2 separate regions of the Homo sapiens genome follow, and region 2 is linked to region 1. Evidence: chromatin loops called from intact Hi-C (ENCODE). Cell type or tissue: OCI-LY7. All regions are shown on one strand. Links, peaks and the distances in the headings refer to the core of each region. The heading gives the core; the rest is flanking DNA. Region 1 has its middle 110 kb from the start of SERPINI1. Region 2 overlaps GOLIM4 (golgi integral membrane protein 4).

Region 1 (2,830 bases), core at 10-2,509:
CCCCACCTTTTAATATCATCACACTCGGAGTTAAGATTTAAACATATGAGTGGGCAGAGGAACACAAACAGTCCATAAAAGTACTTTTATAAAAATAGTATCACACGCACTAGAGAGATAGCTAGATGATAGATAGACAGATAAATAGATAGATAGACACACACCACCTAATCTATGGTACTTTGTTATGGCAGCACCAACTAAGACAGAAATAATGTATAGATAGTAAAAGTATTTTTAAAACCTATATATATATTTTTTTGCTCAATACTGTTTTTGAGATTTAATGTATACTAATCCCTGAAACTTCAGTTTACTCTTTTTCACTAACACAGTGTTCTATTGTGCAAATCTATGATAATTTATTCATTCATCTCTGCTTTGATGGACATTTAGTTCATATTTTATACAGTGAGTCAATATTACTTTTAAAAAATTACAAACATTATTGGGTTGGTGATGAAAAAATATTAAATGAAGGGATTCCAATAATATATTTGACTGCAGTAGCTTATAGGAATTATCTGATTTTGCCATTAAAATGCAAATATTCACTGATAAGTTCTTTTTATATAGACATAAACTCTGTTTATAACTCATAACTTAAAATTCTTTTGTCTCCCATTTTTAAAAACCCTTTACTGTATAAAAGACTAAAAAGAATTTAAAAGAAAAAACAAAAACCTATTGTTACCTGTTTGTAATGGAAGTTTCCTAGGTAATCACATATCTAGCAAAAAGAGACAGTTTTAGCCTTGTTTAAAGGTCAACTGATTATTAATGTGCAATTCACCATTAAGTTGACATAAGGTTACTTATTTTTTTGAACCCAAATTTGGGACTCATGCTCATCCCTCTATCCCAGGAGTCTAGCAAATAATAGACAGCCAGTAAATATTTGTGGAATAAATTGATGTTGAATGTATTGATTTTTGCCTTTGAGAGAAAGTCTGGGAGAGGGCATGTTGGTGTCAAATGTGGACATTTCAGAATGTTGTATAATGAAATTTCAGAGTGTTTTATAATGAAAATTCTGGGCAGATTACATTCTTTAAATGGGTGTTATCCTAGAAAATCTGAGACTTGGTTTTGGTAAATCATAATAGATTCTTGTCTGCCTTGCTGACCCCTTTACTCAATACCTACTAGATGGCATTAAGACTTTAATGAAGAAGAACCAGATAGCAACATAATGGCTTATAAATCAACCCTCATTTAGGGAAATATATATGCAACATATGTGTATATACAGATCATATATATCATCCTTTTACTAGAAATTTCAAAAAGTTGACATATATTGATTCTTTTAAAATGTTATAGTTTTTGTTTATCGTTTGTTATTTTCTGTTTATACTTATTCTGATTTTTTCAATATACACACCTATGTAATTCAGCCATTTTCTGTTTTCAAGCTAAAACCTTTTTGTAGGTAATGTACATTTCCCCTCTTAACTGTCATGTTTTATTTCCTGTTAAAAAAGTGATTTATATAGTGAGGTAATTTGGAAAGGAAGTGAAACTGATGTCTAACTACTGTATGGTTGGAGTCATTCTTTTAAATGTGCTGGTGAAAATTGTTTACCGATCAATTTTTAAGGCTTATGTTCCATGCATTTAGTTTTCATTCAGTGATTTGCTCAGCAATATTTTTGAGTGCCTAAAATATGACAAATTAATTGTAGCAGTTTGGTGCAAAAGTACCTGCGGGTTTTGCCATTAAAAGTAATGTGCTGACATTACTGAATAATAACTGTGCTGACAATGTTGGTAGTACCAAGCTTTGTGTTCTATGGCACCACAACTAACATGCAGTTTAGTGTAGTGATTAAGAACAGTGGCTCTGAAGAAGTGCCAGGACTTAAATTTTAGCTGTGTGACCCTGAGCACAACATAAAACTGCTTTGAGCTTCAGTTTCCTCATTTTTAAGTGGAGACGATGGTTATGTTGGGCCAGAGCTACATCTCTTTGGGTCTTGTTTTCCTCAATTATGAAATAGAAGGTTGAACTAGGTTCTCATTAAGGGCAAACAAATGATTATTTGTGGAATGAGGAGGTACTTCTAGCAGAAAGCAATTGTACCTGTATTGCCTTAGAATAAATTAGACATGCTAGGAGGTCTCTAGGGGCTAGTCAGAAGTATAAATACTGTGCACTGAGATAGCTATTCTGTTCCTGAGATGTGCACAGGTTAAGCTTCTGTAGCGTTTATATTGCTATACCTGGGACTTATGCCAATTACTAACAATGATTATTCAGCCATTCTTTCTTTAACATAGTCAATAAAAAGTTATCTTTGTCAGGGCTGAAACTGAACAGTCACTGCTAAAGGAATCATTGCTTATATTTCTTCCCACTTTTAAGACTGTTAAGGAACGTCTTATAGACAGTCATAACACCAGATAAATTACTACTGCATATGTTACTCATAGAATTGTATTAGTCCGTTCTCATGCCGCTATAAAGAAGTACCCAAGACTGGGTAATTTATAAAGGAAAAAGGCTTAATTGACTCACAGTCCAGCATGGCTGAGGAGGCCTCAGGAAACTTATAATCATGGCAGAAGGCAAAGGGGAAGCAAGGCATCTATTTTGCAGGGTGGCAGGACGGAGTGATTGCAAGCAGGGGAAATGCCAGACGCCTATGAAACCATCAGATCCTGTGAGACATGCACTCTCACAAGAAAAGCATGGAGAAAACTGCCCCACGATCCAATCACCTCCACCTGGTCCCACGCTTGACACATGGGGATTATGACCCAATTACCTCCACCTGGTCCCACCCTTGACACATGGGGATTATGGGTAATGTGGATTACAATTCAAAAC
Region 2 (2,830 bases), core at 61-2,560, 200 kb before region 1:
CACTGCACTCCAGCCTGGGTGACAGAGAGAGACTCTGTCAAAAAAAAAAAATAGGTGCTAAATAAGTTTAAAGTGAGATAATTGGTTTTAAGAGGCATATGGTGCATGCAAAAACAGTGGTCAAGCCCAAATCAAGTTTGTAGTCTAGTTCACTGTACTGACCCCAACAGTTTCCTGGTTTTGGTAATGTACTGTATTTGTATAAGATGTCATCATGATGGGAAGCTGGGTGTTGTGTCCTTAGGACCACTCTATATGTTTTTTGCAACATTTCTCTATAATATAGCATTTCAAAAAAAGTAAGTTACAACAAAAAGTCATGCAGGAGTTAAATAGTCTTGAGGCAGTACTACAAAGGGTTAAGGGTCTATACTTTCTGATTATTTTATTTTTATATATTTTTAAAATTTTAAATTATTTTTAAAAATTTGACTGAAATGCTGAAGCTTTGTTTTTAATTTGTGAAGAGACTCAAATCTGAGTACACCTACGCATTATATTTTATTCCTAAGGGTATGCTTATTGACATTAACATCTCATTTTTAATTCCTAGGTAACAAAAATTCCTTATCTTTTGTCTGTCATGCAAAAGTTGTTTAAAAGCATTTAAAGTACTGAACCAGAGTGGATTGAGATGTCCAGCTAAAACCATGCTACATCCCAATACAATATCATTTTTGTTGATTTTGAATATTATATTGTCTGAGTTCAAAATAAATTCTAAAATAAGTTATAGGTGGCTTTAGATATGAAAATAATAGAAACAGAATCCTGAAAGTTTCAAGGCTTTATGTGTGATCCTTCTTTTTCTAAAATAGAGACTGTATACAATTTGAGAGAAGAGAATAGACAACTAAGGAAAGCACACCAAGACATACATACACAGCTTCAAGATGTCAAGGTAAAAGAAAACCAAACGTTTCACTATTTAGTGTTTGCCTGCTTTATTTGGTAGAATGACTTTAAAAAGTCATTCCCTAATTGGCCTGCTTTACAAATCCACGTTGTTATTGTGGGCTTTGCATTAACTAGAGTGTACCTAATATTTTTACCACTTCAGCATTGTAAGCTAAAAGATGGTCTGAAAATCTGAATATTCTCATTAGTACTGAAATTATTCTCATGCTAGTTACATATTAATAAGCTTTTTATTTATAAAAGTTTACTAATAATGAGAAATTTGTTTCTTTGGTTTTGATTTCATTGTAAATAAATGATTATGATATTTGGGTAGCACGTTTTAGATTTTGGAATACTACATAAAGCGTAGTGTTCTCTCTACGATGATTTTTAAACTTAACACATGCTGCTACAACAACAAATAAACAAGCAAGTAACATTTGGGTAGCCATATCACGATCAGCCAAAGAAGAATTTGTCGTAGAATGTTAAAGCTCAACATGTAAAATTCTTTTTTGTGTAGCAACAGCATAAGAATTTACTCTCCGAGCATGAACAACTTGTAGTGACTTTGGAAGACCACAAGAGTGCACTAGCTGCTGCACAGGTTAGAAGGGTAGCAGCCTCTGTGGGTTCTTTTACAAGTCTGCTTAACATTTCTCAATTCCTTTATGCATGTAGTCTCTTACAAGCCAATCTTCAGTGAGTTCCTTAGGACAGAGCTATCCTAATCCTGAGGATCATGCATGCTTTCAAAATTCAATCAGTAAGATATTAAACTTTTGATTATTTTTTGCACTGGTTGTGCGGTACATAAATGATCATTTCTTTCCACTCTCGTCCCTACATGCAGTAGTCTAATACTTGTTTAAATCACAGAAATGATCTCACATATATAGTCTTTTGCAACTATCTGATCTGTGTTGACTCTTGGTGTAGTATCTGTAGGATTTTATGCTGCTAGCTACCTAAAACTATTGTCAGACTTTTTCTTCTGTGTCTGCCTTGCTCCCAGAATTCCAGCCTACACACCCTCCTTTTGGAACGAGGCTTATGTGTTGTTGGTCAAATTACAGAAAAGTAGAAGAGTCAACAGAGAAGGAAAAACAAGAGTCATAAGCTCCATTTGTTCAAACCTAGAACAGCTCCTGGCACAAGGCAGGCCCTCAGTATATATTTACTGAATGAACAGGGGAACAAATACAAGTGTTGGAGAGCTTATTAAAGCGATTTCATGCTAAGTGTTATGCAGATTTCTAGCAGAAGGAAGGAAACAGGAATGGCTAGTTTAGTTGCTGTTGTAAACTAGATCTTCACTTTTATTCTTACTGGAGGAATTATGATAAAAGAACAAAGGTAAACGATCTATGCTCATCAGGAAACCCATGTTGGTTTTCTTTTCTTTATAAAATTATTAAAAGGTATAATTTTCTGTCCCTGACCCATCTCAGAGGCTGTAGCATCTGTGTTTGTGAGATTCCTTTTCTAAACAGTCATTGATTAGGTGTCTCCTCCTAAGCTGTAGCTGTGTAGTGATTTTTTACATGTGTATAAATGAAATTGACGTCAGGGATCATTTCATTTCACGTCTTCTTTATAAAAATTTTTGTCAAGTATTATTTTATATGAGGCTGTTCTTCATACTATAAATGTGACAAACTGATTTGAGTGCTCTGTGTGCTGTAACGGCCATAAATGTAAGACTGAGCAACAATTTGAAAATCCATAGAAAGATAAGTAAAATCATTTATTTGATGACCAAAACCAAATTCTGGAGTAGAACTCTGACAGTATTACTCACAGGGTTTTATAATAGAAAAAAAAATTTTGGCCGGGCACCGTGGCTCATGCCTGTAATCCCAGCACTTTGGGAGGCCGAGGCGGGTGGATCACCTGAGGTCAGGAGTTTGAGACCAGCCTGGCCAACATG

What was found. A loop is a pair of places that touch in the nucleus more often than their neighbours do. Peaks named below come from ENCODE experiments on the same cell type or tissue, not always from the same donor. Only the 100,000 strongest peaks of a DNase experiment are listed, where the experiment ranks them.
Region 2: a loop joins it to region 1, with 3 times the contacts of the local background. A loop is called at or near these places in 27 of 110 quality-filtered maps.

The regions. Positions count from the first base shown.
Region 1 is chr3:167,842,762-167,845,591 of GRCh38, reverse strand. No RefSeq gene overlaps it. Among named protein-coding and RNA genes, the nearest start is that of SERPINI1, 110 kb to the right of the region's middle. In OCI-LY7, for the core only: no CTCF peak of the experiment used is centred there; DNase peaks (open chromatin) are centred at 1,481 and 1,831; H3K4me3 peaks cover 1,785 bases; H3K27ac peaks cover 2,111 bases.
Region 2 is chr3:168,039,463-168,042,292 of GRCh38, reverse strand. It overlaps GOLIM4 (golgi integral membrane protein 4), which reads left to right. Exons shown (of 16, transcript NM_014498.5): 6 at 819-901; 7 at 1,424-1,507. Among named protein-coding and RNA genes, the nearest start is that of GOLIM4, 55 kb to the left of the region's middle. In OCI-LY7, for the core only: CTCF peaks have their summits at 1,271 and 1,478; a DNase peak (open chromatin) is centred at 1,492.